Regions from separate parts of the Homo sapiens genome. Here region 2 is linked to region 1. A link is an interaction called in ENCODE POLR2A ChIA-PET data of the cell type or tissue named here. Cell type or tissue: A673. All regions are shown on one strand. Each heading gives the region's core, and the rest is flanking DNA. Links, peaks and the distances in the headings are about the cores only.

The links. Peaks named below come from ENCODE experiments on the same cell type or tissue, not always from the same donor. Only the 100,000 strongest peaks of a DNase experiment are listed, where the experiment ranks them.
Region 2: POLR2A ChIA-PET joins it to region 1 with 9 read pairs; 2 of 35 experiments call an interaction of 5 or more read pairs at or near these places.

The regions. Positions count from the first base shown.
Region 1 is chr7:1,191,940-1,207,696 of GRCh38, reverse strand. No RefSeq gene overlaps it. Among named protein-coding and RNA genes, the nearest start is that of UNCX, 33 kb to the left of the region's middle. RefSeq lists an enhancer at 13,873-14,374. In A673, for the core only: no CTCF peak of the experiment used is centred there; DNase peaks (open chromatin) are centred at 7,456 and 9,276; H3K27ac peaks cover 1,716 bases.
Region 2 is chr7:1,064,601-1,080,357 of GRCh38, reverse strand. All of the region lies in intron 2 of CHLSN (cholesin), which reads left to right. CHLSN-AS1 (CHLSN antisense RNA 1) reads right to left here and starts at 14,627. Exons shown (of 3, transcript NR_187853.1): 1 at 14,274-14,627; 2 at 5,584-6,800; 3 at 2,296-2,594. RefSeq lists enhancers at 8,993-9,775, 9,776-10,559, 14,485-14,654 and a silencer at 15,711-15,757. In A673, for the core only: no CTCF peak of the experiment used is centred there; no DNase peak of the experiment used is centred there.

The DNA.
Region 1 (15,757 bases), core at 6,965-11,964:
ACTGTATTCCAGCCTGGGCAACAGAGCAAGTCCTGTCTAAAAAAAAAAAAATTGAAAACAAGATGGAAACAAAATGCCGGTGAACAATAACATGTAACACAGAGGATGGTTGTTACAACTGAAGAAACCTAAGGTCCTTGTGTCTGGTTCAGGAGGAGGGTAAGATTCTAGTTCATCATAGATTTTGTTAATTCAACTATGCCCATTAAAAATTAAGAGTAGATGAAACCCCGTCTCTACTAAAAATACAAAAAAAATAGCTGGACGTGGTGGCATGTGCCTGTGATCCCAGCCACTTGGGAGGCTAAGGCAGGAGAATCACTCGAACGCAGGAGGCAGAGGTTGCATTGAGCCAAGATCGCGCCATTGCACTCCAGGCTGGGCGATAAGACTGAAACTCCATCTCGGAAAAAAAAAAATATTAAGAGTAGGCTGGGCGCAGTGGCTTGCACCTGTAATCCCAGCACTTTAGGAGGCCGAGGTGGGTGGATCATTTGAGGTCAGGAGTTTGCAACCAGCCTGCCCAACATGGTGAAACCCCATCTCTACTAAAAAATATAAAAATTAGCCAGGCGTGGTGGCAGGCACCTGTAATCCCAGCTACTCGGGAGGCTGAGGCAGGAGAATCACTTGAACCCAGGAGGCAAAGGTTGCAATGAGCCGAGATCGCACCACTGCACTCTAGCCTGGGCAACACAGCGAGACTCCATCTCAAAAAAAAAAAAAATCAGGAGTACAGGAGTCCCCCCTTATCCAGAGGGGATACGTTCTAAGACCCCAGTGGAGGCCTGAAACCACAGACAGTCCCAAACCTACTTATACTAGATATTTTCCTACGCACACATACACACCTATGATAAAGTTTAATTTATAAATTAGGCACAGGAAGAGATTAACAACTATTAATAAAATAGAGCAATTATAGCAATAGGGTGTAATACAAGTTATGTGAATGTAGTCTTTTTTTTTTTTTTTTTTTTGCATTGCCATGAAAGTTTATTTTGGCTTCTTACAAAGTTATCTTTTTGGGATTTTATCAAACGGATTCTTTAAACCTGACTAGTATCAATCTTCAGAAACCAATTATATGGTTTCTTTTTTTTTCTTGTTTATCAACATTCTTTTGGTTTTTTTGTTTGTTTGTTTTAATTTTATTAATATTATACTTTAAGTTTTAGGGTGCATGTACACAACGTGCAGGTTTGTTTCGTATGTATACATGTGCCATGTTGGTGTGCTGCACCCATTAACTCGTCATTTAGCATTAGGTATATCTCCTAATGCTATCCCTCCTCCCTCCCCGCGAATGTAGTCTTTCTCTCCCAAGATACTGTAACATTTTCAGACTGAAACAATAGAAAGCAAAACCTCAAATCAGGGGGCACTGCCGTCCTCCCAACAGTGTAATTCTACAGCAGTGAGGTAGAGCTTCATCTCAAGTGAATTTATTTAAGCTAAAAGAGCAAATTGGTTTAAAAAACACATATCATAGTTGATCATACAGGTGGTCTGGGGATGTGGCTATGGCTGAGCGCGGGGCGTGTGAATGACTGAAGCTTGGAAACATGGTTGCAACAGATGTCACAGAACTTGGTTTCAGTTGAAGGATATCAAATTTGTTTGAGTGTTTGGGATTTTTTTTTTTTCCTGTGCAATCCTCGAAAGCTATCTTGAGGCTGGGCGTGGTGGCTTATGCCTGTCATCCCAGCACTGTGGGAGGCCAATGTGGGCGGATCTCCTGAGGTCAGGAATTTGAGGCCAGCCTGGCCAACAGAGTGTAACCCCATAAGTACTAAAAATACAAAAATTAGCCAGGCCTAGGCCGGGCGTGGTGGCTCACGCCTGTAATGCCAGCATTTTGGGAGGCCGAGGTGGGTGGATCACCTGAGGTCAGGTGTTTGAGATCAGCCTGGCCAACATGGCAAAACCCCACCTCTGCTAAAAATGCAAAAATTAGCTGGGCGTGGTGGTGGGTGCCTGTAATCCCAGCTACTCCGGAGGCTGAGGCAGGAGAATTACTTGAACCTAGGAGACAGAGGTTGCAGTAAGCCGAGATGGCACCACTGCACTCCAGCCTGGGCAACAGAGCGAGATTCTGTCTCAAAAAAAAAATTAGCCAGGCCTGGTGGCAGGCACCTGTCATCCCAGCTACTCGGGAGGCTGAGGCAGGAGAAATCACTTGAGCCTGGGAGGTGGAACTTGCAGTGAGCAGAGATTGCGCCACTGCACTCCAGCTTGGGTGACATAGTAAGACTCTCTCTAAAAAAGAAAATACAAAAAAACACACAAAAATTAGCCAGGTGTGATGGTGGGCACCTGTAATCCCAGCTACTTGGGAGGCTGAGACAGGAAAATTGCTTGAACCCAGGAGGCAGAGGTTGCAGTGAGCTGAGACTATGCCATTGCACTCCAGCCTGGGCGACAAGAGCAAAACTGTCTCAAAAAAGAAAGAAAGAAAAAGAAAAAGAAAGAAAGAAAGCTATCTTCAGTATTTTCAGACCCTTGTCAACTAATGCTATGAACACTCATAATTACATCTTTTAGATTTTCAGGTAACACCAGAATCTGTGGGTGGTTCTATTTAAAATGAAGTCGCTGCTTGGTGTCCCTGGAGGTCATCTATTTTCTTAAACCAAAATGCGCAGCTGAGGACTTGTGCTCTGGTGCTGTTCTCTTCCTGGTGTCACCAATCATGGTTTTAAATGAACTCCGGCAAGAAGGCCTGGAACCCAAGAAGGCCCCACCCAGCACAGCTGAGCCCAGACGCTACCAGAAATTCGCGGCAACACCACTTGTGAGGCTTGCCAGAATAAATACGGAGCCCCTCACACAGCCCAGGAGGGGCAGAAAGAAACCCCGCTCCCTGACTGCAAGCAGCATATTTTTTATAGAATCAGAGTTACAGGGGAACTGTCTTGCTCTCCGAAATCCTTAGCCATGCACACACACACACATACACACACACACGCACGCACACGCACACACACACGCACGCACACGCACACACGCACAGCTCCAGCAAAGCCCGGTTGGCTGCCAATGGAGGAGTGCACACGTGCTGTTTTGGGGGCATTTGTCCAGCCAGCCCTGGCCTCAAAGGCTCAGATCTAAAACAAAAACAGAGTGAGGTGCCTGGGCGGAGTGGCTGGCATGCATCCCTCCCCTGGGTCTCTGGCCAGCCTTACTTAATTTTTTTTTTTTTTTTTTGAGACAGAGCCTCACTCTGTCACCCAGGCTGGAGTACAATGGCATGATCTGGGCTCACTGCAACCTCCACCTCCCTGGTTCCAGCAATTCTCCTGCCTCAGCCTCCTGAGTAGGTAAGATCACAGGCGCCCACCACCACGCCTGGCTAATTTTTTGTATTTTTAGTAGAGACAGGTTTTCACCATGTTGGCCAGGCTGGTCTCGAACTCCTGACCTTAAGTGATCTGTGTGCCTCAGCCTCCCAAAGTTCTGAGATTACAGGTGTGAACCACCTCGCCCAACCTGGCCAGTCTTATTTATTTCACATTTTGTTTATTATTTGGGAGTTCAGAGTAAATTACTTGACAAATTTGAATACTAAAGAGAAAATTTTCACATTCGGCCAGCCTAAATCACTATCGAAATTTACCCGCGGCTCTTTTCCCTCCGTCACCTGTTGTTGGAGTTTATAAGTATTGCTAAAATCTGAATGTGTCATGTCTTCCCATGTATCTGTGCCTTGTGACGGTAACTTACATACATTTCCAGATCTCCCTCAGCGCCCGTGGTTCTGAGGAACACTCCTTCCAACCTTAGAGAGAATAAATTGCTGCCCCCTTTAGGTTAAATGTGATTTGGCTTCTTTCTGTTGCACAATCTCTTTTTTTTCTTTTTTTTTTTTTTTTTTTTGAGACGGAGTCTTGCTCTTGTACCCCAGGCTGGAGTGCAATGGCACAATCTCGGCTCACTGCAACCTCCGCCTCCCAGGTTCAAGCGATTCTCCTGCCTCAGCCTCCCGAGTAGCTGGGTTACAGGCATGCACCACCACACCCGGCTAATTTTTGTATTTTCAGCAGAGACGGGGGTTTCACCATGTTGGCCAGGCTGGTCTTGAACTCCTGACCTCAGGTGATCCTCCCACCTCGGCCTCCTAAAGTGCTGGGATTACAGGCGTGAGCCACCGCGCCCGGCCTCTGCTGCACAACCTCTTTTGCACAAATATGTCAAATTTGAATTTTCACATATTAATTAGCCCCATTCAATGGCTTCTCAAGTCAGCTTTCAGTCAGTGCAGGCCATTGTACTTTGGTAATTGCATAGTGTAAACCTTCTTCTTCTACTGCTCCACAGATTCTCACTAGTGAAGTGCTATTCTCTTTTCATCGGGACTAAAAATAAGAAACTAGGGACCCTCTGTTTTAAGTATATTCTGCATGACACTACTGTGGCAGTTTGGGGAAGAAAGAAGGGAAAGAATTTGCAGGCTGGGCACAGTGGCTCAGGCCTGTAACCCCAGCACTTAGGGAGGCGGAGGCAGGAGGATCGCTTAAGCCCAGGAGTTTGAGACCAGCCTGGACAACATAGCAAGACCCCATCTCTACAAAGGAAAAATTTTAAAATTATCTGGGCAAGGTGACACACACCTGTGGTCACAGATAATTGGGAGGCTGAGGTGGGAGGATTGCTTGAGCCTGGGAGTTCAAGACCAGCCGGGGCAACACAGTGAGACTCCACCTCTAAAAAATTAAAAATAGGCTGGGCGTGCCAGGTGCAATGGCTCACGCCTGTAATCCCAGCACTTTGGGAGACCAAGGCGGGCAGATCACGAGGTCAGGAGATTGAGACCATCCTGGCTAACATGGTAAAACCTCATCTCTACTAAAAATACAAAAAATAGCCAGGCATGGTGGCGGGCGCCTGTAGTCCCAGCTACCCGGGAGGCTGAGGCAGGAGAATGGTGTGAACGCAGGAGGCGGAGCTTGCAGTGAGCCAAGATCACGCCACTGCACTCCAGCCTGGGTGACAGAGCAAGACTCCATCTCAAAAAAAAAAAAAAAAAAAAAAAGAAAGAAAAATATAGGCTGGGTGCAATGGCTCACACCTGTAATCCCAGCACTTTGAGAGGCTGAGGCAGGCGGATCACTTGAGCTCAGGACTTTGAGACCAGCCTGGCCAACATGGCAAAACCCCGTCTCTTGTAAAAATACAAAAATTACCCTGGCATGGTGGCGGGCACCTGTAGTCCCAGCTACTCGGGAGGCTGAGGTGGGAGAATCGCTCAAACCCAGGAGGAGGAGGTTGCAGTGAGGTCACTGCACTGCACTCCAGCCTAGGCAACAGAGCAAGACTGCATCTCAGAAAAAAGTAAAAAATAAAAAATAAAAAAAGTAGTGCCTGAGCGTGCTTCCGTGCTGTGGACGGCAGGTGCCTTTGGATGATGACAACGGAGGTGGCCATGGCGGCAGCACAGCACAGTTGCTGAAAAAGCCTCTGCATAGAGGCCCCTGTCCATGCCACATGGCCACCTCCAGGGGACCAAACTGCCAGGAATACCAAGACAGGAATACCGAGAAGCCAGCACAGAGGCCTCACGACCTCTGCTCCCCGGGACCTCCGGCTCTCACTTTCACAGCCACAGAGATGCACCCGGGCGATGTGGCAGGGCCGTCTCTGAAACTGGAAAGGTTCCCTTGTCCCCCTCGCAGGATGTGTGATGAGATGTGTCTCGCTTCCTCAGTACCCCGCTCTCAACCTCCAGGGGAGCATACAGACGGGCAGGCTGTGGGGCTCCCACCCCACGGCAGTGTCTAAGGCTGGATGTTTCCAGCTCCTGAGGCCCCAGTGGGCGTGTGTTCCAGGGTGCCCTATAGGCAGCTTGTGTTAACCAGCTCAATTCGACCCTCTACCTTGCCCCAAGGACAGAGGGCTTTCTGCATCCCAGGTTCTTGCCTTGGTGTACCAGAAGGATCACACTTGGGCTGGGAGAATGAGTGCAAAGTTTTATTGAGTGGAGGTGGTTTTATTAAGCCAGAAGGGAGATGGTCTTTCCCTGGAGATGGGCCTCTCGGGGGGCCCAGCTCTCCTCTGACTGCCCCGGTTGATGGATCGATGGTCGGCCAGCGTGCCAGAGTCTGTCGGTGAGCCCTCCTGGCTGGCGTGCTCCTCTCGACGACCAGCCACATGCATCTTCTTCCTCCGATGTGCTCCTCTCCACCTCTGGCCACCTGTGTGTCTGCCCGCTAGGGTCTCAGGTTTTCAGAGGCCCAGGATGGGGGCATGGCGGGCCAGGGTGGTCTTGGGAAATGCAACATTGGGGCAGGAAATCCCTGTCCTCACCTAGGTCCATGGGGGTGGAGCCCTAGCCAGGGACCTGCCTTTCTCTACCCAGCACTTCCCTCCTGTATCATTGAAAGGGTTCACACTCTTCCCTTCCCAGTACTCCGGTATCATTTCCACTGCAGAAGTGGCAAATGTGGCCGTGGCCTGCATGGCCAAGCTGCAGCATTCACAGCTGCACATCTTCTGCACAACTTTGCAAGGAAGAGGAAGCACTCCTGGTTTTGGGTTTTTTTTTGTGTTGTTGCTTCTTTTTTTTTTTTTTTTTTGAGACGGAGTCTCGCTCTGTCACCCAGGCTGGAGCGCAGTGGTGCCATCTCGGCTCACTGCAAGCTCCACCTCCTGGGTTCACGCCATTCTCCTGCCTCAGTCTCCCAAGTAGCTGGGACTACAGGCGCCTGCCACCACACCTGGCTAATTTTTTTTTGTATTTTTAGTAGAGATGGGGCTTCACTGTGTTAGCCAGGATGGTCTCGATCTCCTGACCTCGTGATCCGCCCGCCTCAGCCTCCCAAAGTGCTGGGATTACAGGCATGAGCCACTGTGCCTGGCCTGTTGTTGCTTTTTTGAGACGGAGTCTCGCTCTGTCACCCAGGCTGGAGTACAGTGGCATGATCTTAGCTCACTGCAACTTCTACCTCCTGGGTTCAAGCAATTCTCCTGCCTCAGCCTCCCAAGTAACTGGGATTACAGGCACCCACGACCATGCCTGGCTCATTTTTGTATTTTTAATAGAGATGGAGTTTCACCATGCTGCCCAAGCTGGTCTCAAACTCCTGACCTCAGGTGATCGTGTGCCTTGGCCTCCCAAAGTGCTGGGATTACAGACATGAGCCACCACACCCCACCCACTCCTGGTTTTTTGTTGGCTGAGGTTAAAAATCAATCTTAAGAAGCAACAACACCAAACCACTCTGAAGAGCGCTGTTCTCACGCACGCACGTTCTCGGGGCTCATGGGTTTGAGCGGAGCCTCCCTGGGATGGGAGATTGGCAGCCTGGAGCCCTGGGGGACGGACCCATTCAGCATCTTTACCTTAATTGCTTCCATGCGCCATATGTATCCCAGGACCGCGTAAACAACAGCCCAAAACAACAGGAGGCAGAACTGTACTTCTCACCGGGGCTTCTGTGGAACTTGGGAAAACTGCCAGCAAGATTCAAGAGCCAAGCGCGGCGCCTTCCCCAGGCTCGAGGCCAAGTGGAGGCCGGGGAGCGCGTAGGCAAGAGCCTCCGAAGAACTGCACGCCCCTTGGGGGGCCCCGAGTCGGGGAGCCACCACCCAGCACTGTTGGGACAGGCACAGACTCATCTCTAGCAGGGAGACAATGTGCGTTCATTAGAATTCCGTGGGGCCCGGGGCGGCTTCTGAGAATTTAGAGGCCAGCAGTTTTGCTAGGTGAGGAGGTTAGAAGAAAATAAGCCCCTTGACCCAAACTTCACTTAAAAAAAATTATGTATTTTATTTCTATGGATTGATTGATTGATTGATTGAGGCAGAGTTTCACTCTGTCGCCCAGGCTGGAGTGCAGTGGCATGATCTCAGCTCACTGCAACCTCCACCTCTGGGTGCAAGCAATAGTCCTGCCTCAGCCTCTCAAATAACTAGGATCACAGGCGCCCGCCACCACGCCCGGCTAATTTTTGTATTTTTAGTAAAGGCGGGGTTTCATCATGTTGGCCAGGCTGGTCTGGAACTCCTGACCTCAGGTGATCCGCCCCCCTCGGCCTCTCTAAGTGTTGGGATTACAGGTGTCAGCCATCCTTCTGGCCCAATTTTTGTGTATTTTAAAAGTAAAGTTACAGACAGGATTTCACCGTGTTGCCCCAGCCGGTCTTGAACTCCTGACCTCAAGCAGTCCTCTGGCTTCTGCCTCCCAAAGTGCTAGAATTACAGACATGAGCCACCACGCCCAGCCCCTAACTTCACTTTAAAAATATGACTTTTCGCTGGGCGCGGTGGCTCACGCCTGAAATCCCAGCACTTTGGGAGGCTGAGGAGGGCAGATCACGAGGTCGAGAGATCGAGACCATCCTGGCTAACACGGTGAAACACCGTCTCTACTGAAAATACAAAAAAATTAGCTGGGCGTGGTGGCGGGCGCCTGTAGTCCCAGCTATTCAGGAGGCTGAGGCAGGAGAATGGCATGAACCCGGGAGGCGGAGCTTGCAGTGAGCTGAGATTGCGCCACTGCACTCCAGCCTGGGCGACAGAGCGAGACTCCAACTCAAAAAAAAATATGACTTTTCTGGCCAGACACAGTGGCTCATGCCTGTAATCCCAGCACTTTGTGAGGCTGAAGCAGGTGAATCATGAGGTCAGGAGTTCCAGACCAGCCTGGCCAACACAGTGAAACCCTGTCTCTACTAAAGATACAATAATTAGCCAGGCGTGCTGATGCATGCCTGTAATCCCAGCTACTGGGGAGGCTGAGGTAGGAGAATCACTTGAACCCAGGAAGCGGAGGTTGCAGTGAGCCGAGATCGTGCCATGGTACTCCAGTCTGGGCGACACAGTGAGACTCTGTCTCCAAAAAATAGATAGATAGATAGATAGATAGATAGATAGATAGATAGATAGATAGACAGACAGACAGACAGACAGACAGACAGATAGATAAAAATACAAAAATTTAGCTGGGCATAGTGGCAGGCACCTGTAATCCCAGCTACTTGGAAAGCTGAGGCAGGAGAATCGCTTGAACCCAGGAGCCGGAGGTTGCAGTGAGCCAAGATCGCACTATTGCACTCCAGCCTGGGTGACAGAGTGAGACTCTGTCTCAAAAAAAAAAATACGGCTTTTCTTCATAAACAATAAACATGTTACGTGAGTCTGTGTTGAACTATCTAGTCTGGGCTTCAGCCTCGGTGGCAGATGTCTTGTGTATGACACATCTGAGAAGCTGCTGTTACCCCATAAATATTTATGGGCAACCGTAATCCTCTCACATTACAAGGATTTCTGTACTCATTTTACAACCCTGGTCGATGTTCTGTGCTGGGTTAGAAGTCATTTCACCAAAGTGTGTTTCTAACACTCCAGAAAACCCTCTCCTCACTCTCGTCTCTGAATGAAGAACAGAGTTACAACCAATGCGGGTCAGTAACAATGTTTAAACCCCTCCAACACCGGGCAGCCGGGCCAGATGGTGCCAGCGACGCTGCTGACATGGCCACGTTGGTCTGGTGCCCAGTTCAAAGGTATCTGGTAGGCCTTCCTTTGTTGGTGAGATTTTCACAAGAATGCGTGCAATTTCTAGCTCCAGCCAACTTGGCCCCAAATGTAAGACTGTAGGAAAAAATCCGCTGTTAATACGGTCTCACTCTATCTTAAAAGAGTTTATGTATGCACTTAAAATTTAGCCATTTATTATTTTATTATTATTATTTATTATTATTATTTTTGAGATAGAGTCTTGCTCTGTTTCCTAGGCTGGACTGCAGTGACACGATCTTGGCTCACTGCAACCTCCGCCTCCTGGGTTCAAGCGATTCTCCTGCCTCAGTCTCCCAAGTAGCTGGGATTACAGGCATGTGCCACCACGCCTGGCTATTTTTTGTATTTTTAGTAGAGATGCGATTTCACCATGTTGGCCAGGCTGGTCTCTAACTCCTGACCCCAAGTGATCCGCCCACCTCAGCCTCCCAAAGTGCTGGGATGACAGGCGTGAGCCACCGCGCCCGCCTTAGCCATTTCTTTAAAACAATCACTATGCATTTTCTTCTCTCAAGCTGTGAGGTCTCTCCTTTATTTTTCATCTATTGATGTGAGAATCGCTAATTTGGTGGTTCATTTAATGACTATCGATTGGCTAGGGGAACAGGACAAAGTTTCTGATCTCATGGAACTTATATTTTAGGGGAGAGAGACAGAAAATAAAAATAGTCATTTAAATAGAAAGGAAAATACCAAACAGCAAAAAGTACAAAGAAAATTAAAATAGGGTGTCCTGGTTCAAAAAAGAGAGTGGCTCTGAGATGTCGGGTGGCAAGTACAGCCCTCGCTGGGGAGGTGACCTTTAACCTGACATCCGCCCCACCAGGGGACAGGCAGGCCCAAAGAAGAGCTCAGGTCCCGAATCACTGATGTGAGGCAGGTGTGGTGGCTCACGCCTGTGATCCCAGCACTTTGGGAGGCTGAGGCGGGAGGATCGCTTGAGCCCAGGAGTCCCAGGCCAGCCTGGGCAACACAGCAAGACCCACTCTCTACCCCCCCAAAAAAAAAGAATTAGCCAGGCATGGTGGCGAGTGCCTGTAGTCCCAGTTACTGGGGAGGCCAAGGCAGGAGGATCTTCTGGGCCCAAGAAGTTGAGGCTGCAGTGAGCTGTGATTGCACCTTTTCACTGTACTCCAGCCTGGGCAACAAAGTGAGACCCTGTCTCAAAAAAAAAAAAAAGCAAAAGACCAAAGTCACTGATGTGAACGCAGTTTGTGAACTGTAAAGGATTCCACAGCCTCCTGCATTCCCCCCACCCGCCCCTCTTCATCACAGGCTCCTGTGTTTCCCCCACCTGCCCCTCTTCATCACAGGCTCCTGCGTTCCCCCAACCACCCCCCTTCATCACAGCCTCCTGTGTTCCCCCACCCCCCCTTCATCACAGCCTCCTGTGTCCCCCCACCCCCCCTTCATCACAGCCTCCTGCGTTCCCCCCACCCCCCCCTTCATCACAGCCTCCTGTGTCCCCCCACCTGCCCCTCTTCATCACAGCCTCCTGTGTTCCCCCACCCCCCCCTCTTCATCACAGGCTCCTGTGTCCCCCCACCCCCCCCTTCATCACAGCCTCCTGTGTCCCCCCACCCGCCCCCCCTTCATCACAGCCTCCTGTGTCCCCCCACCCCCCCTTCATCACAGCCTCCTGTGTCCCCCCACCTGCCCCTCTTCATCACAGCCGCCTGTGTTCCCCCCACCCCCCCTTCATCACAGCCTCCTGTGTCCCCCCACCCGCCCCTCTTCATCACAGCCGCCTGTGTTCCCCCCACCCCCCCTTCATCACAGCCTCCTGTGTCCCCCCACCCGCCCCTTCATCACAGCCTCCTGTGTCCCCCCACCCGCCCCTCTTCATCACAGCCTCCTGTGTCCCCCCACCCGCCCCTCTTCATCACAGCCTCCTGTGTTCCCCCACCCGCCCCTCTTCATCACAGCCTCCTGTGTTCCCCCACCCCCCCTTCATCACAGCCTCCTGTGTCCCCCCACCCGCCCCTCTTCATCACAGGCTCCTGTGTTCCCCCCACCCGCCCCTCTTCATCACAGGCTCCTGCGTTCCCCCCACCCCCCCTTCATCACAGCCTCCTGTGTCCCCCCACCCGCCCCTCTTCATCACAGCCTCCTGTGTTCCCCCCACCCGCCCCTCTTCATCCATTCTCCAGCCCTGGGAGGTGAATCCTGGAAATGCTGACCACAGTCCTATCCCCCCAACGTGTGTGTGTGTGGTGTGTGTGTGTGTGTGTGTGTGTGTGTGTGTGTGTGTGGAGAGAGAGAGAGGGACAGGGTCTTGCTCTGTTGCAAGGCTGGAGTGTAATGGCACAATCACAGATCACTACAGCCTCAACCTCCTGGGCTCAAGTGATCCTCTCGCCTCAGCCTCCTGAGGAGCTGGGACCACAGGGGTTCACCACCATGCCCAGCTAATTTTTTAATTTTTTTGTGGGGATGAGGTCTCACTACGTTGCCCAGGCTGGCCTCGAACTCCTGGGCTCAAGCAATCCTCCTGACTCAGCCTCCCAAAGTGCTAGGATTACAGACGTGAGCCACTGTGCCTGGCCCCAAATCACTTTACAGCAGGTGGAAAATAGTAACCAGACACCAGGCTGGACCATGGATCTGGTAATAAAATCAAGGAAGGTGCCGTGGGCTGCAGGGAAGGTGACGTTCCTCCAGTTGAGAGGATGATTTGGAGAGTCTGTGCGCTGGAAACTGCGGTCTTTGGGGTCAGACGGCCCAAGGTGGAATTCTGGCTCCGCTCCTCCTGGGCTGGACACCTTGGGCAAGGTCCCTCGCGGCTTTGAGCTTCATGTCTGTGACCATCACCCACACTGACCTGCAGGGTCACTGAGAAGACGGGACAAAGTACGGCGTGAAGGGCACAGGGGCAGGCTGCGAGCGGCGTTTCATAAACGGTAGGAACTGGTTTTTTGTTTGTTTGTTTTTGTTTTGAGACCGAGTCTTAGTCTGTCACCCAGGCTGGAGTGCAACGGCACCATCTCGGCTCACTGCAACCTCCACCTCCTGGGTTCAAGCGATTCTCGTGCCGCAGTAGCTGGGATTACAGGCTTCTGCAACCATGCCCAGCTAATTTTTGTACTTTTCGTAGAGACAGGGTTTCGCCATGTTGGTCAGGCTGGTCTCAAACTCCTGACCTCAGGTGATCTGCCCACTTTGGCCTCCCAAAGTGCTGGGATTACAAGTGTGAGCCACTGCACCTGGCTGGCAGGAACTACTGGGTTTTTTTGTTTTGTTTTATTTTGTTTTTGAGACAGAGTCTCGCTCTATCGCCCAGGCTGGAGTGCAGTGGCACGATCTCAGCTCACTGCAAGCTCTGCCTCCTGGGTTCATGCCATTCTCCTGCCTCAGCCTCCCAAGTAGCTGGAACTACCAGCGCCCACCACCACGCCCAGCTAATTTTTTTGTATTTTTAGTAGAGACGGGGTTTCACCGTGTCAGCCAGGATGATCTCGATCTCCTGACCTCGTGATCCGCCTGCCTCGGCCTCCCAAAGTGCTGGGATTACAGGCGTGGGCCACCGGGCCTGGCTGGAACTACTGTTTTTATCAGCTAAGAGCCAATACTGAAATCAACAGCTCCCCAAGCAGAAAGATTTCTTCCCCAACATTTATGCAACATCAAGACCGCTGATCTTGGCTGAATACCTGCCTCCAGGAATGAGTAAACTCCACAACCCCCTGTACCCTAGCACGGCACCTTGGGGCACATGGGAGAACTTGGGAGCCCAGGCTGTCCGGGGCATCGCTGTCCTCTGCAGAAAGCTGCACCTGTTTGTCCCGGGGACACCTGCCGTGTTCAAGGACATGCTCCCAAGATTCCGCTAGGTTCAATCACCTTCTCTGCATTTCCAAAATACAGATGAAGGAAACTGACTAGATAAAAGATTTCTAAATGGCCCCTCCACAGCCAATCCAGTTCCTGAAAGAAATGTCTAAGTTGCGTGGTCCAAACCAGAACAACGTGATTTTTAAACGCAAAGCTCTGAGCAGCACAGGTTTCCTGAGCCTTGTGGGAGCAGGAGCACTTCGAGCCAGAGGGATGCCTGTGAGGCCGAAAGCGCCTGGGAGGCCGAGGGCTTTCACGCCGCGCCGGGCACCACGCTGCCAGCAGAGGCCAACGGTGAGCAAACAGTGCCACCCCCTGGCACCCGGCTCAGAGACACTCACGCACGGGCTCTGCAAAGCCAGGGTGTCCTGAGAGAGGTAGGGTGAATGAACATCCCGGAGCAGCTGAGATTCCCATGCAATGTCCCAGAGCGGGGCTCGTCTGGGGAGACAGCTGCCCTGGGGTGAAGCTCACTCTCTCTCCAGCTCGATGGCTCCAGCACAGCCCTGTCCCGAGGCTGCACGCGGGAACCGCCTGGACCCTTCACAATCACCCTCCGAGGCTGCCACCTGTATCTCAATCTCTCTTCTTCAGAGCAGGAAACTGGGGCAGACCGGCCCACACAGCTGGGGAGCGGCAGAGTTAGGAGACAACACCAGCGCGTCTGAGAGCTGCGCCCGCTCCCTGACATCAGGGCGACAGACCCCTAGGACGGAGACCCAGGTGGGAAGAGCCACTGCCTGAGAAAAGCCAGGTGTGGCTGCGTGGGGCCCCTCGGGTGTACGGGGACGGCTGGACTGAGGCACCCAATGTGGAGTGAACTCACTGTTCATTCATTCACCCACCCTCCGACATCCACCACGGCCTCAACGCAGGCCCTGCTCCAGGCACTGGAGCTACGGTGGCCTCGGTTTTTTTGTTTTTTGTTTTTTGTTTTCTGCTTCATCGCCCAGGCTGGAGTGCAGTGGCGCAATCTCAGGTCACTGCAACCTCCGCCTCCCAGGTTCAAATGATTCTCCTGCCTCAGCCTCCTGAGTAGCTGGGATTACAGGCACCTGCCACTACGCCTGGCTACTTTTTCAATTTTTTTTTTTTAAATTATACAGTGGTGCGATCTTGGCTCACTGCAACCTCCGCCTCCCGGGTTCAAGCAATTCTCCTACCTCAGCCTCCCATGTAGCTGGGATTACAGGCGCCCACCATCATGCCCAGCTAATTTTGTATTTTTTTTAGTTGAGATGGGGTTTCACCATGTTGGCCAGGCTGGTCTCAAGCTCCTGAGCTCAAGTGATCCTCATGCCTTGGCCTCCCAAAGTGCTGGAATTACAGGCTTAAGCCACCACACTCAGCTCATTTTTGTTTTTTGCTTTTTGATTTTTTGTTGGTGGGGGGTGGGTGACAGGGTCTTGCTCTGTGTTGCCCAGGCTGGAGGGCAGTTGTGCAATTGTATTAATAGCTCACTGCAGCCTCAACCTCTGGAGTTCAGGTAATCCTTCCACCTCAGCCTCCTGGGTAGCTGGGACTACAGGCATGAGCCAACACGCCCAGCTAATTTTTAAATATTTTATAGACATGGGGTCTCTCTCTGTTGGCCAGGCTGGTCTCGAACTCCTGGCCTCAAACGATCCTCTCACCTTGGCCTCCCACAGTGTTGGGGTTTCGGGTGCGGGCCTGCACACCTGTGGCCTCGGTTCCATTTGTTCTGGTGCCTCCCCACTCTGCAGGTGACTGAGGGTCCCTGCTGGTGCTCCCCATGTCCCCAGGTTGCGTGTAGATTGCCCCAAGCTAGTAAACGACTCCCCACCTTCAACTCCCTTTTGGTTACACAACCTGAAGGCGGCTCTGTTTTCCTGTTTAGACTCTGACTAACGTGAAGCCACAGGAAGTTTTAAACGGCCAAATGACATCATCGTATTGCTGTTTTTGAAGGAAATCATTCTGGCCGTTGTGTTAAAGAAGGATGTTATAGGGTAAAGGCAGAAGCAGGAAGTCCAGCTGGGAAGCATCACAGCTGTCCTAGGGAGGAGGACGCGGCCTGGACCAGGATGGCTGCAGTGAGACGGATGGGGTACAGCAGCAGGCAGGTTGGCTGGGGAGAGAGGACGCGGCCTGGACCAGGGCGGCTGCGGTGAGAGGGACAGGGAGCTGCAGGCAGGCTGGGGAGATGCCTGGGGGTCATCAATAGCAGGGAGCCCCAACCTTTCTGAGACTAGGGACCAGTTTTGTGGAAGACAATTTTTCCACGGACAGTGGGGGCAGGGGATGGTTTCGGGAGGATTCAAGCACATTCGATTTATGTTGCACTTTACTTCTACTGTTATTACACTGTGATATAGAATGAAATAATTCTACGACTCGCCATCGTGTAGAATCAGTGGGAGCCCTGAGCTTCTTTTCCTGCAACTAG
Region 2 (15,757 bases), core at 4,712-9,711, 130 kb after region 1:
GCCACTGAGCACGGGGGGCTGTGCCGCGGTCTGTGTCCCGCCATCGTGGGAGCGACATTTGAGTTCTTTCCAGATTGTGTCTATTATAAAGCTGCTTTAAATGTTCACATACAGGGTTTCATGTGAGCGTAATTTTATTTTGGGTGGATCGCTAGGATTGGGCATCGCTGGTTCTTACAGTGTGTGCACATTTAGCTTCATACAAAGCTGCCAAAGTGGCCACTCTGTTTTGCGTTTCTGCCAGCACCTGTCCTTCTAACCCCAGGGAAAGCAAAGGGTCCTACTGAGCCCTGGAATTCCCTGGGAGGAGGGGTTGGCCCTTCACAGTCTGTTTTGGTGGCCGGTTTCCGGCCAAGAGCCAGGGGCTTGTGGGACTCGTTCCTGAGCCACGCAGAGGGGCTGCCAAGGTCAGGTTCGGGGCCTGGGGGAACTCCCCAAAGCCGGGACCTTGAGAATTGTGTGTTCTTGACGGCAGCATGGGCCCTCGCTGCTTAAACAACCCTTCAGAGAGGTTCTAGAAAGCATGGGCGCCACTTCTCCAGGGCTGCTTCCCCAGAGCTGGGAGGCCGGGGACTCCAGTGGTGAGGGCTGGTGGCTCCTGCAGGGCCCTGGACCCTCTGGAGGGCATCTGGGAGTCACCCCTGCCCCTGAGCCCTCCCAGCCCCCGCCAGGGCCTGCCTGCCACGGGGCCCCTCAGAGGAGCTGCTGCCCCTGCCACTTCCCGTCACACGTCTACATTGGGCAGGGAGGGGGGTTGTGCAGATTCCCTCAGCACGCTGGTTTATTGAATGTTTTCCCGGCCTCTTCCTGGGTTTTATTATCATTTTTAATGGATAAGTAGTTATAGGCTGTGGTGGTAGCTCACGAAACCGTCTCCCCAGCGTAGACAGTTGAGTGGCTTCTGAACTGCTTTTCCAGACCTGCGCTTGTCTTTCATACCATCCCAGGATGGTTCACACGTCACTGTTTCTGTGCAAAAGCAGCATAAGCTTTTGAGGTCACAATTCTCGTGTGATTTGAGGTGTCCCCATAGGGAGGTGGACAGCAGACGAGCAGCCGGGCGTTGCCTGCCTGGGGACCCAGGATGGCTGTGAAGGTCTGTGGCCGCCCCTCCGCAGCCTCAGGTGTGTCCCTGTGGCCTGCGGATGTCAGCTTCGAGTGGCTTGGGAGGTTTGTTTGCGGCTGTTGACTTCCTGCTCCTCCCGTAGCCACCTTTGTGCCCTGCTGGTCTTGTGACCCTGGCCCTCCCTCTCCAAAGGCCTCGCTGCCTCCTCAGCCGGCCATTCACCAGCAGTCTTGACAGAGCCCTGACCCGCTGCCTCGCTGCCTCCTCAGCCGGCCATTCACCAGCAGTCTTGACAGAGCCCTGACCCGCTGCCTCGCTGCCTCCTCAGCCGGCCATTCACCAGCAGTCTTGATGGAGCCCTGACCCGCTGGGGTGGGGGATGGAGCTGAGTGTTTGGGGGAAGGCTGAGCTGGGGCTTGAGGGGGCACCTGGCCAGCCAGAGCCAAACAGGTGAGCCGCAGGCTCTGCTTCACTCCATGTGCCCCTCACAGAGCTCCCAGCCTCTGTCTGGAGCAGGCACTGTCCCGGGGTCCCAGTGGGCAGGTGGGCACATGGCCTGGCTATGAGTTCTGCATGGTTGTAAGGCAGCGAAGCCCAGGTTTTCACTGGGCCAGCCTGTGATCCTGCAGACTAGCCAACCCCCCGGGAGTGCATTTGGGCCCTGTCGTGAGCATCTTGGTGGGAGTTTGAGGAGACGAGATGAACCGGCGTGGGGGGCGTTAGGCCTCGCCTGTGGTCACGGGAGTGTGGGGTGCAGGAGCATCTCACAGGACTCCCACCTGAGCGCAGCGCCTGCCTTGTGCAGAGCCTGGCTGGGGTCCCTGCTTGCTGTGGAAGATTTAACCCCAGGTCTCACGGGGCCCCCTTCCCAGGCCTCATGGGGCCCCCTTCGCAGGCCTTCGTCTTCTGGGTGGGAAAACTGATGTGCCTGAGCCCCCCCCCACCCCGCAGCTGGTGGAAAGAATCCTCCATTCAGGTTTCGGGCCCTGTGAAAATATACGCTCTCCAGGCGTGCCCACTATAGGGCACCCGCTGTGCTCTGCCACGCGAACTGTCTCCACTTCCTTGCCCTGCCGCAGAAATCCCACCATAGCTGCATATCTGGCAGCTGAGCCAAAACCCTGACGTGTTTTCTGACTGTCCGCAGACCTCGTCCAGCTCCGTCTTCAGGAGACAGGACTAGAGCCACCGTGAATCTCAGTCATTTCCAATCCCAAACGCTGTAAAAATACACCGTATTTTCTTTTATTTAATGGGGCCAATCTGTAGTATAGAGAAGCTTTCGTTTTAGGAGAGAAACTTCCCACCACTGTGAAGTTGCTCCCATGTCCCCGCACACACGCCCAGCGGTCACGGAGCAGTTGGCGGCAGAGGACGCCGAGGCCGCGCTGGGGCTGCTGCTTCCCAGAGAAAGTACACAAAGCATTTCCCTCTGCCCAAGGCCAGCCGTGGCACCGAGGCCCGCCCTTGTGTCTGTCCCGCGCTTCCTTCAGTTGTTCTGTGCTCACCGAAAACAGGCACAGAAAACCTAGAGTTGTGTAAAGAAGACAGGAATCTGGTCTGAAGCCGCTCACACCACACTCAATGCACGTAAGCAGCGTCTGGCTTGCCCGTGTGACCTAGGAAAATTCAAACTAGCCCTGGTAGGAGGCAGCCAGCTTAGTACTGCAGAGGGAAAAGGTGGTGTGTGCCTGTGCACGGGGCACCTGAGGGCTTGCACGTTCAGAAAGCAGCCCTGCCAGAGCAACTTCAAATAGGACCTGGGGCCGGGCGCGGTGGCTCACGCCTGTAATCCCAGCACTCTGGGAGGACCAGAGCAACTTCAAATAGGACCTGAGGCCAGGTGCAGTGGCTCACGCCTGTAATCCCAGCACTCTGGGAGGCCGAGGCGGGCGGATCACAAGGTCAGGAGATAGAGACCATCCTGGCTAACACGGTGAAACCCCATCTCTGCTAAAAATACAAAAAATTAGCCAGGCTTGGTGGTGGAAGCCTGTAGTCCCAGCTACTTGGGAGGCTGAGGCAGGAGAATGGTGTGAACCCGGGAGGCGGAGCTTGCGGTGAGCCTAGATGGCACCACTGCACTCCAGCCTGGGCGACAGAGAGAGACTCCATCTCAAAAAAATAAAAATAAATAAAAATAGGACCTGAAAGCCCCCAAGAATACCAGGGAAAAGTGCTCAGGCCTTTGTAAGCCCAAGAGCGCCTTCCTCGGACCCTGTCGTACAGTCTCGAGCTAAGAGCCAGCATTGGCATCTGGCCCAGGCCGGGGGTCTCGGCCCTCTGCCCGCAACAGCAGGGTACCCAGAACAGCAGGAGCTCCGGACTGGACACTGGGTAACCTGAGTCTTGGCTGCAGAGCAGGGGCCAGCCCCTCGCTGACCACCCCGTAAGCCTGTGCCAGGAGCGTCACCCAGGGGTTGGGCGTGGGCTGTGCAGGAAGTGTGGCTAGAAGGCAGGTCCTCTCCCCAGCCAGGCAAGGCGTGCAAGTCCCCATGCTCTCCTCCCCCGGCTTTCCCGAGAAGGCTGTGGCGCTGGGCTGGGAAGAGTCCTGGCCAAGGCCACCGGTCCCTGAAGGGAGAGAGCCCTGCCAAGTGGAGGAAAAGATCTTGGACATTAATTCAGAGCCAGCTTCCCTCTGCGGCTTTTCCCAGGGCCAGCCCTGTTGGAAACTGAAAGCATAGACCTTTCTTACATCCCTCCCCGGTGCTTGTGCCCTGTGCATGACGCTTGCCTGTGTTAGGGGAACCCTCTCGGGCCTCTTTACACGGTGCCCAGTCCGCCTGCAGGCTCCGAAAACCAGCGTGGCACATCCATGGGAAACCACCGGTGCCACAGGGGAACTCCTCCCCAGAGCCCATGCCTGGGAGGGAGGTGCTCCCCAGCCTCCTGCGGAGCAGCATGCAGGCTCAGGAAAGGGTGCTCCTTGCAGCCTATCTGGTGGTGCTCCTCCCTGGCCTGCTCCTCCTTGGCGGTGCTCCTCCCTGGCCTGCCTCTCCCTGGTGGTGCTCCTCCCTCATGGTGCTCCTCCCTGGCGATGCTCCTCCCTGGCATGTACCACACTGCACTGCTCTTCTTACCCTTCTAGCAGGTCTGATGCTTATTCCAGCCGATTTTGCAGCCCTGGCTCTGCCATGTTGGCCTCCCTCAATTGCTTGTCACCAAGACCCCTGTGGTTTTTGACAAGGCGCTGGGCATGGATGGGTCTTTCCGAGCTCCACTGTGAATCACCTCGCCCTCTGGTCCTTGGGCCTGTCCTGGCTTGGTGGACTCAGCCGCTGGAGCTGGGAGTGGGGCGCCCTGGAGAGTGGCAGCCCCGGGCTTTGGTGACTCAGACTCTGCTGTTCCTACCTGAGGTCAGGAGGGTTTTTTTTTTTAATAAATGTGACCCGGGCTGGGCGCGCTGGCTCATGCCTGTAATCCCAGAACTTTGGGAGGCTGAGGTGGGCGGATCACGAGGTCAGGAGATCGAGACCACGGTGAAACCCCATCTCTACTAAAAATACAAAAAATTAGCTGGGAGTGGTGGCGGGCACCTGTAGTCCCAGCTACTCGGGAGGCTGAGGCCGGACAATGGCGTGAACCCAGGAGGCGGAGCTTGCAGTGAGCTGAGATTGCGCCACTGCACTCCAGCCTGGGTGACAGAGCAAGACTCCTACTCTGTCTCAAAAAAAAAAAAAAAAGTGACCCGATTTGTTGTGCGGCCTTGGTCAGCTTCAAGAGCCCTAAAACGGTTGTTTCTTTTCCTTTTTTTTTAATTTTTTTTTTGAGACAGAATCTAGCTGTGTCACCCAGGTTGGAGTGCAGTGGTGCGATCTCGGCTCACTGCAACCTCTGCCTCCCCAGTTCAAGCGATTCTCCTGCCTCAGCCTCCCCAGTAGCTGGGATTACAGGCGCCTGCCTGTAATTTTTGTATTTTTCCCCGGCTAATTTTTGTATGTTTAGTAGAGACAGGATTTTACCATGTTGAAGAGGCTGGTCTCAATCTCCTACCTTGTGATCCGCCCACCTTGGCCTTCCTAAGTGCTGAGATTACAGGCGTGAGCCACCGCCCCTGGCCTAAAATGGCTGTTTCTAACCACCCGTCTAGCTTGTCATTGCTCAGATGGCCTAGGAACCACACCCCTCCCGTGTTTGGTCCTCAGGAGAATTCAGTGAGGCCAGAGGACGGGTTGTGTTGGATGGAGGTGGCGGCAAGGCTGCTCCTGGGATGCTGCAGGGCCCCTGCACAGACCTTTCGGTTCTTGGTCCATTCTGCGCCCTCCCATGGCCCACACATCTGCAGTCACAAGGAGGAGCCCCCCAGCTCACACGTCCTCCCGCTCACCACACGGGGCAGCCACCAGGCTGGAGGGACGTCTGTCCTGCGCTCAGCCCTGCACCCACCCTGGGCTCTGCCCACCTTGCCCTCTGCTCTCTGATCTGTGAGAGGAGGAAGGCCAGAGCTGATGACACATGGGCGGGTCCCTCGAGCGGCTGCTCGGCAGGCTGCATGACATCCCAGGCGCGGGCCTCACCTCCCCAGCTGCTGTGCTGTTTCTTCTTCGTCTCCTCGGTGCCCCTCCTGGCCTTGGACACCTGCGCGACCTCAGAGCATGGGGCCGGGGCCATCGGACACAGACGCCTTAGGGATTTGCAGGTTCTTGCACAGCAGTGTTTCTGAGGAAGGCGTTTTTTGGGGTGTCTCCAAGTCTCCCAGCGCTGCTTCCTTGCCCCCCGCCCCGCCCTGCTGTCATGGTGGCTGTGGTCACTGAGCACCTCTGATTTGCCGAGGGCCGTGTGCTGCCGTCTACGCCGTCTGGTTGTAGTTGATGCAGTCCTGTCCCCTGGGTTCCGTTGTTGTGATTGTCCTTTTGTAGATGAGGAAATTGCAGTTTAGAAAGCACCTGTTGGAGGGGCCTGGCGGGTCTCTGCAGGGGAGGGAGGAAGGCGCCAGACGCTCGCTGACAGGTCCTGTGCTGTGGGACACAGACAAGGGTGCGGGGGCCGGGAGGCGTGATGGCAGCGGGATGGGGGCCGGGGGGTGTCACGGCAGCGGGGTGCGGGGTCGGGGGAGTGACGGCGGCGGGGTGCGGGGTCGGGGGGCGTCACAGTAGCGGGGTGAGAGGTCGGGCGTGACGGCGGCGGGGTGCGGGGTCGGGGGCGTGACGGCAGCGGGGTGCGGGGTCGGGGCGGGCGTCACGGCAGCGGGGTGCAGGGTTGGGGGAACATCACGGCAGCAGGGTGTCGGGGTCGGGGGTCACGGAGCGTGACGGCAGCGGGGTGGGGGGTTGGGAGTGACGGCAGCGGGGTCGGGGTGTGTGACGGCAGCGGGGTGAGGGGTCGGGGGGCGTCACAGTAGCGGGGTGAGGGGTCGGGCGTGACGGCGGCGGGGTGCGGGGTCGGGGGCGTGACAGCAGCGGGGTGCGGGGTCGGGGCGGGCGTCACGGCAGCGGGGTGCAGGGTTGGGGGAACATCACGGCAGCAGGGTGTCGGGGTCGGGGGTCACGGAGCGTGACGGCAGCGGGGTGGGGGGTCGTGGGGAGTGACGGCAGCGGGGTCGGGGTGTGTGACGGCAGCGGGGTGAGGGGTCGGGGGCGTCACTGCAGCAGGGTGCGGGGTCGTGGGGGGCGTCACGGCGGCGGGGTGCGGAGTCAGGGGGCATCACGGCAGTGGCGGCTTTGAACAGGCGACTTTCAAGGACTTTCTTCGCTTTCTCCACGGAGCTTCTGTTTTCATGAGAACCAAATATGGGCTGGGGAAGGAAACCACAGTAAAAAAAGTGTCTCAAGGAGTTGTGAGAAAGTAAGAAAGCTCTACGATGTTGAGGAGCAGCAGGTCGATGCTGTGGCAGATTCCAGCGGGATTAGGGGGTGGGAAGCAGAGCCTGAGGGGCGGCGGGAGCTCAGCTGGGGCGCCGGAGGAGCTGCCTGCGCGGGGAGTAGCTGCCGGCCACTTGTCTCCGAAACGGGAGTGGAATGCGGTGAGGAGGTGAGGAGGGAGGGCAGTGTTGCTTGAAAGCTCTCTGCCCTTCCCTTCCGCTGCCCTCTGGTCATTGTATGTATTTTGAAATTCACACCGAAGGAGGGTGTAAGGTGTTCCTGTGTGTGAAGCTGCAGAGTGGGTGAGAAAGAGGCCAGAGGAGCGCCTTCCTCTCCTGCTGCCAGTCCTGGTTTTCAGGACCTGGTTTTGGTCGGTGGGCCTAGGACATTTTCAGATCCTTCTAGAGACAACAGAATGACAGTAAGGGAACGTTGTAACAACTTTATGCCAATACTGGGCACATTGTTTTAAGATACAGATTACCATACTGACCCAAGAAGAACTTTTGAAGGCTCTGTCAGTCCTGTAACGATTAAAGAAATTGACTCCAGGCCAGGCGCGGTGGCTCACTTGAGGCCAGGAGTTCAAGACCAGCCTGGCCAACATGGTGAAATCCCATCTCTACTAAAAATACAAAAATTAGCCAGGCGTGGTGGCGCACGCCTGTAATCCTAGCTACTTGGGAGGCTGAGGCAGGAGAATCACCTGCACCCAGGGGGCGGAGGTTGCAGTGAGCTGAGATTGCGCCACTGCACTCTAGCCTGGGCACGATGGAGCGAGACTCCATCTCAAAAAAAAAAAAAAAAAAAAAAAGGAAAGAAAAGAAATTGACTCCATAATTAAAGCCTTTCTACAAGGAGGGCTGCAGGCCTAGCTGGCGGCACTGGTGTTGCCCCTCAGACGTTTAGGGAAGCAGTAACTTCAGCCCACAGACCGTTTTGGAAAGCTCTGTGTCTCAGATGCAATGATCATATCTAATTATGAAATGTGTTTAATCATATGCCTAAGCGCAGAAGCAGAACGCACAGCCCTTCCTTGACTGGACCCCATTTGACCCTGGAAATCCGAGGAGCAGTCGTGGTCCCGTGAGTGTGCAGGGCCTGGCAGGGCCAACCGGTGTCTGCCCCACTGCGTGTGTGCAGGGGCATTCATGAGCTTCGCTGCAGTCGTGCGTGCTTTGGACGTTTTCCGTGCCCTCCTCAGCACACGGGCTGCAGATGGGGAGTGGCGAGAGAAGAAGGGCAGCAGAGGCACCGTGGGCGGGTCAGTGTGTGCTGACCGTGGGCAGCCAGGATGCTTACGGCTCCAGGACCATGGGGAGGTGGGGGCACTCTGTGTGCATGGGAGGGTCTGGGTATCGGAAGGCCATCTTGGATCCCCGCTTAGGCCAGAGTCTAAGGTGTCTATGGATGCCTTGCCCAGGGCTCTTCCATCCTGAGCGCTGGGCCCCTCCCCGCTCTTCCCCTGTGTGGCTGGGTGACTGTTGGGTGCCACTTGCCCGGAGCTGCTTGGCTCTGTCCTGCAGCCTCCCCACGTGTGCCGACCAGGTGCAGAGCCTGTGCTGCGGCCGTGCGGCCTGGGCCTGGGGGTGCAGTCTTGGGTGCCGAAGCCCTCCTTCTAAGGTGTCCTAGGCTGGCTCCGCTCAGGTGGGTGAGTCCCACAGGGGCAAGGCTGCCTGTTGTATGTGGTGTCGCCCGCAGGCATGCCATTCCACCTTGTCCCATGCTGGTGACACCGAATGTGGTCACTTGACTGAGGTGGGCGTGCATCATAGGACTTCCCTGGCAATGCGTCCTGTGGCGACGGTGCCCTCCTGACCCCTCCCACCCGGTGCCTTTGCGTCTCCTGAACCTGTTCCTGCCCAGGGTCTGTGGAAACAGTGGCTTCTATGAAGACTCACAGTGGTACTTCTCCTCCCTCTCCCCTTTCCTCCCTCTCCTGCCTGCTTTTTGGAGTGTCGCTGTGGACTCATCAGTTTTTGTGGTTTTTAATGTATTGTGTGGCCAGTGGGAGCCCCCCAGCTGCCCCCACCAGTGCCCAGGCCCACCTCACATCAGCTTTTCTCCAAGGAGCTCTGGTCCTCTCAGCGCACCTGAGACTACCAGTGCTAGTGCCACAGAGCCCGGGGCCACAGCACCTTCCGGTTTCACCACTCACCAATGCATCGTTTATTAAAGTTTCTTTCAAAAAGAATTTTTAAGCCTATGTTGTTGTACAGCTGTTTCTCGCTTGCTTTTCTTGCCATTGCACCTGATCTGCTGCTGACGTGCGGGAGGGTCATTAAAAGATTGACTTAAATTTGATACCAGAAATGTCAGTGTGGCTTTGCTTGAACAGCCGCGTGCGGGGCCTCTATGAGTGGAATCCAGTCTCATGGCCCCCCCATGGCTCCTGTTACCCTGGAGGAGGCTACTCCATGAGGCTGGCTCCGGTGGCACTGCCTCGGGGCTGCATGTACATGTGTGTGCATGTGTGTGCATGTGCGTGTGCACGTGTGTGTGTGCCCGTGTGCATGTGCCCGTGTGCGTGTCTGTGCTGTGTGTGTGTGCATGTGTGCGTGTCTGTGCGTGCTGTGTGTGTGCGTGCATGTGTGTGCACGTGTGTGCATGTGCACGTGTGCGCACCCGTGTGCATGTCCGTGTGCACGCGTTGTGTGTATATGTGTGCACGTGTGGATGTGTGTGCATGTGTGCACGTGCGTGTCCGTGTGCGTGCGTGTGCATGTGTATGTCTGCGTGCGTTGTGTGCATATGTGCGTGCATGTGTGCGCGTGTGCGTGTTCATGTGCTCGCGTGTGCATGTGTATCGTGCACGTGTGCGTATGTGCGTGCATGTGTGTGCATGTGTGTCCGTGTGCGTGTTGTGTGCGTGTGTGCATGCATGTGTGCATGTGTGTGCGTGTCCGTGTGTGCGTGTTTGCGTGTGTGCACGTGTGTGCGTGTGTCCCTGTGCACGTGGTGTATGTGTATGCATGTGTGCATGTGTGCGCGTGCATTCGTGTGCCCGTGTGCGTATGTGCGTGCATGTGTGCTGGCCGGGCAGAGGGGCTCCTCACTTCCCAGTAGGGGCGGCCGGGCAGAGGCGCCCCTCACCTCCCGGACGGGGCGGCTGGCCGGGCGGGGGGCTGACCCCCCCACCTCCCTCCCGGACGGCACGGCTGGCCAGGCGGGGGGCTGACCCCCCACCTCCCTCCCGGATGGGGCGGCTGGCCGGGCGGGGGGCTGACCCCCCCCACCTCCCTCCCGGACGGGGTGGCTGCCGGGCGGAGACGCTCCTCACTTCCCAGATGGGGTGGCTGCCGGGCGGAGAGGCTCCTCACTTCTCAGACGGGGCAGCTGCCGGGCGGAGGGGCTCCTCACTTCTCAGACGGGGTGGTTGCCAGGCAGAGGGTCTCCTCACTTCTCAGACGGGGCGGCCGGGCAGAGACGCTCCTCACCTCCCAGACGGGGTCTCGCCGGGCAGAGGCGCTCCTCACATCCCAGATGGGGCGGCGGGGCAGAGGCGCTCCCCACATCTCAGACGATGGGCAGCCGGGCAGAGACGCTCCTCACTTCCTAGATGTGATGGCGGCTGGGAAGAGGCGCTCCTCACTTCCTAGATGGGATGGCGGCCGGGTGGAGACGCTCCTCACTTTCCAGACTGGGCAGCCAGGCAGAGGGGCTCCTCACATCCCAGACGATGGGCGGCCAGGCAGAGACACTCCTCACTTCCCAGACGGGGTGGCGGCCGGGCAGAGGCTGCAATCTCGGCACTTTGGGAGGCCAAGGCAGGCGGCTGGGAGGTGTAGGTTGTAGTGAGCCGAGATCACGCCACTGCACTCCAGCCTGGGCACCATTGAGCACTGAGTGAACGAGACTCCGTCTGCAATCCCGGCACCTCGGGAGGCCAAGGTTGGCGGATCACTCGCGGTTAGGGGCTGGAGACCGGCCCGGCCAACACAGCGAAACCCGGTCTCCACCAAAACCAGTCAGGCGTGGCGGCGCGTGCCTGCAATCGCAGGCACTCGGCAGGCTGAGGCAGGAGAATCAGGCAGGGAGGTTGCAGTGAGCCGAGATGGCAGCAGTACAGTCCAGCTTCGGCTCCGCATGAGAGGGAGACCGTGGGGAGAGGGGAGAGGGGAGAGGGGAGAGGGGAGAGGGAGAGCTATTTATTGTTTTTTGAGACGGAGTTTCGCTCTGTCGCCCAGGCTGGAGTGCAGTGGCGCAATCTTGGCTCACCGCAACCTCTGCCTCCCAGGTTCAAGCGATTCTCCTGCCTCAGCCTTCTTCGTAGCTGGGATTACAGGCATGTGCCACCACGCCCAGCTAATTTTGTATTTTTAGTACAGACGGGGTTTCTCCATGTGGTAAAGCTGGTCTCGAACTCCAGACCTCAGGTGATCCGCCCGCCTCGGCCTCCCAAAGTGCTGGGATTACAGGCATGAGCCACCGCGCCCGGCCTAAACGTGAGACTTTTAATGACGGTCTTGCAAGATCGGGTGTCTGGTGGGCAGGCACACCCAGCACGGTCACAACAAGCCATTTATCCCCCAGTACGCAGGCCCCTCCCCCGGTTCCTCACAGGCTGAGTACTCTGGGGTCACAGTCTTCCCGGACATCACCTATTGGTTGTCGGGCAGGGGCTGTAGGTGTTTTTTTAGGGTTGTCCTGCTGCATTTTGTTGCAGCCCACAATGCGTTGCAATCCTAGTCAGCTCAGGGGCTTTTCAGGTATTTGACTTATGACCTAAGTAGCTGGGCAGACTGATAAGAACAGACAAAACAAGCTATGTTGCAGACGAGTAAAACTTTCGTCATAGACTAAAAGTTTTTGGGTCAGGTGAAGGCAACTAAGCGTTGGGGGGAAGACTGGGGATGGGGAGGCCGACAAGCAGGCATCGGCAACCCAGGCAGGGGCCTGGTCTTCTGTAGCTTGCTGACCTAAGCAAGCAAGACACTGTGTCTTGGAAGTGGACCACTGTGTACATTATTTCCTTCACTGAGAACTGATTTTGCAAAGCCGAGTTTGTGTGACTGTGGAGGGCGAGTGTCCACACCAGGCAGCGTCCAACTCAGCGCTGTTTCTCAGACTGATGTCCCGGGGACAGTCACAGACCCCCGGGGCTGTCCTGCTCCCTGCCGGGTGGCAGTGACCATGGGGATGTGCATGAGGGCTCTAGGTCTGAGGGGTGGTTTGTCCAAGGTCATGGTCAGAGCCAGGACTGACACCTGGGTTCCAGCCTCCGTGCCAGGGGTGTGGCGTGAGCACCACGAGGGGAAACTGGGGACATGTGACACACTGCAGCGCTGAGGGGCCCTGTTCTGAGGAGCCAGTGGAGACCTGAGGACAAAGCATCCGTGTCTCAAGGCTTTGCCCTCTGCTAAGGTGGGCACTGCAGGGACCCCTGAGCTCCACAGAGAAGCGGACCTTACTGGGAGAGGAGCCTGGTGCGCAGGACCGTTGCTGGGGCCGCAGCGTGTGCTGCAGCGTCCAAACGCAGCTCTGGGTTTGTGACTGAGCATGGCGGTGATTCTGCCAGAGGCGGGAAGCCTCCCTGGTGTGCACTCCAGCCTGTGTGAAAACTGTGCCCCAAACCCTCACCTCTGGGGTGCACTCCAGCCTGTGTGAAGACTGTGCCCCAAACCCTCACCTCTGGGGTGCACTCCAGCCTGTGTGAAGACTGTGCCCCAAACCCTCACCTCTGGGGTGCACTCCAGCCTGTGTGAAGACTGTGCCCCAAACCCTCACCTCTGGGATGCACTCCAGCCTGTGTGAAGACTGTGCCCCAAACCCTCACCTCTGGGTGTATTCCAGCCTCCAACAGACTGTGCCCCAAACCCGCACCTCTGGATGTACTCCAGCCTCCACCAACAGACTGTGCCCCAAACCCTCACCTCTGGGGTGCACTCCAGCCTGTGTGAAGACTGTGCCCCAAACCCTCACCTCTGGGGTGCACTGCAGCCTGTGTGAAGACTGTGCCCCAAACCCTCACCTCTGGGTGTATTCCAGCCTCCAACAGACTGTGCCCCAAACCCGCACCTCTGGATGTACTCCAGCCTCCACCAACAGACTGTGCCCCAAACCCTCACCTCTGGGGTGCACTCCAGCCTGTGTGAAGACTGTGCCCCAAACCCTCACCTCTGGGGTGCACTGCAGCCTGTGTGAAAACTGTGCCCCAAACCCTCACCTCTGGGTGTATTCCAGCCTCCAACAGACTGTGCCCCAAACCCGCACCTCTGGGTGTACTCCAGCCTCCACCAACAGACTGTGCCCCAAACCCTCACTTCTGGGGTGCACTCCAGCCTGTGTGAAGATTGTGCCCCAAACCCTCACCTCTGGGTGCACTCCAGCCTCCACCAACAGACTGTGCCCCAAACCCACACCTCTGGGGTGTACTCCTGCCTCCGCCAACAGACTGTGCCCCAAACCCTCACCTCTGGGATGTACTCCAGCTTCTGCCAATAGACTGCCCCAAATCCTCACCTCTGGGGTGTACTCCAGCCTCCGCCAACAGACTGTGCCCCAAACCCTCACCTCTGGGTGCACTCCAGCCTCCGCCAACAGACTGTGCCCCAAACCCTCACCTCTGGGTGCACTCCAGCCTCCGCCAACAGACTGTGCCCCAAACCCTCACCTCTGGGGTGTACTCCTGCCTCCGCCAACAGACTGTGCCCCAAACCCTCACCTCTGGGGTGCACTCCAGCCTTTGTGAAGATTGTGCCCCGAACCCTCTCCTTTGGGGCATGTGGGGCCTTCCCTCGTGCCGGGCTGGAGGCTCAGGCTTAGGGATGGGCATCGGCCTCCCCAGCAGGCCCCTGGCAGACAGCTGGGGACGCAGTACCAAGGGTCTGGGGCTGGTGGTCTGGGAGCCTCTGGGCATCCCGTGGACAGACAGGTAGGAGGGCAGGTAGGTAGAGGGCAGGTAGAACCCCTCGTCCCCCCTTCTCTCCTCCAGCTTTTTCCACGTTGAGGTCTGGTCCTGGACTTCCCAACTTACTGGAAGGAATGGCCCGGGATCCTGGGACAGTTTGTAGGGAAGGGAAAGGCTGTTGAGCAGGGCCCCCCGCCGGGAAACAGGCAGTATCCTCCGCTCCCCTGTCCCTCAGCATGGCCCGGAGCTGGCATCTGTGGGCCACGATGGGCCCCAATTAGCCTGGCCCCAAATCTGCTAGGCGGCGTCCAGGCGGCGTGGGGGTCCCGTAGGAGCCCCGCCGGATGCGCAGACACCTACGGCCGCACCGTTGCTGCGTTTGTCGGTATTTTTCCCATTCCGGTCCCCTTCTGTGGGCCTGGGGAAATTCTGGGGGAGGGTGGGCTTTCTGGGCCGGGACCCCGCAGCGCCATGGAGCTTGTCCAGGAACAGAACCGGCGCATTCTCCTTGTCCTCCAGCCGCCGGCTGCCGGCGAAAGCCGTGGCGGGAACTCACCGAGTCGTGTCGGCCCCATGCCGCCTATTGAGAGGCATCCGTGCCGGCCGCGCAGGGCTCCCTCTGGTCCAGGCGCTCTGGTCCTCGGCGGGGCCCCTGCTCTCCTGGTGGGGCCCTGAAAGTGACGGCACCCCGACGGCCACTGGAGGGAGCTCCAGAACCGAGCCTGCCCTTGAGGCCGGAAACCGCGGCTGGCCCTGGAGCTGCCTTTGGATCGCGGAGTATTAAAAGTGCCCGCACTTGAAATCTTACTGCGTGTCCTGAAGAGAGCCCTGTCCCTTTCCCATGAGATGCTGAGCCGTGATCTGTACTCGGGAAGCACACAGATCTCCTGTCTCCACCCTGGCGTGTTCTGACAGGTGCAGCCGCTGTGTCACCAGCACCCCGGCAAGGGAGACCGCCTCCGTCGCCCCTCCCTGGCCCACGCCCTCCCAGACCCGGCCCTCGTCGCCGCTGTGTCGCTGGTGAGGTGGGTTCCCTGCTCTGGAGCTGCTGAAGAGGCTCCAGTACTTTGCACGTGCTCACATCTAGCTGTGTCCCCGCAGCTGCATGTTTTGTGAGGTTCACCCTGTTGCCGCGCCTGTCCCCGGTGGGTCCATTTCGCTGACGAGTAGCATTCCTTCGATGCGCAGGCCACATCTGTTTATCTGTCCACCTGTTGATGTGCAGTTGGGTTGTTTCCAGTGTTGGGCTCTTATGAGCAAAGCTGCCGTGAACATTTGTATACAGGTGCTTGTGTGGACTTCCGTTCCCATTTTTCTTGGGTAAATGTCTGGAATTGGGACAGCGGGGACAGATGTTAACCATGTTTAATTTTGGAAGTGGCTGCCAAGTGGGGTACGTTTTACCTTCCTCCCACCACCTCAGCTGCACACTTAGTGTATGCCAGTTGGCTGGAGCTGGGCAGGAAGCCAGCCTGTCCAGCCTTGGGTCTGGAGAGGGGCCCCAAGGGGTGCCGTGGCCCCTAGAACAGGATGGGGCCATGTTTCCTCCTGCCCAGGGCCTCATCGTTTCTCAGACTGGTGCTGGGAAGAATCTTCGTGCCCCAAGGGGCTCTGCAGAAAGCGTCCTGTGATGATTAGGGTTGGACAGCGGGGAACGCTGTCTTTTCTCTTTAGAAGCCTTAGTGTGTGTGGCACAGCTCAGATGTCCTGCAGAAAAGAATCGGATGCTGCTCGCTTGACCCGGCGTTTCCCACCCTCCCTCCTGGGGCCTTCTGTGCGCCCTGAGTGTGGGGTGGGCTGGGGCTTCTGGAGCCCTGGAGCCTGGCAGCAGGGGCTGCTCACTGCTGTGGGACCCTCTGGGCTTCAGTCTCCCTCGTGTCCATGGGGCGTCCCCCAGGGTCCCTGCTGGCCCCACATCCGACAGTCTGGGGCCAGGTGACTCGGCCGAGGGAGGAGTCCCTGCACCACGCTAGTTTGGGTGGATGCAGGGCTGGCTCTGGAGACTCAGCCTTTGTCTGCCGGTGCCTTTCAGGGTGACAC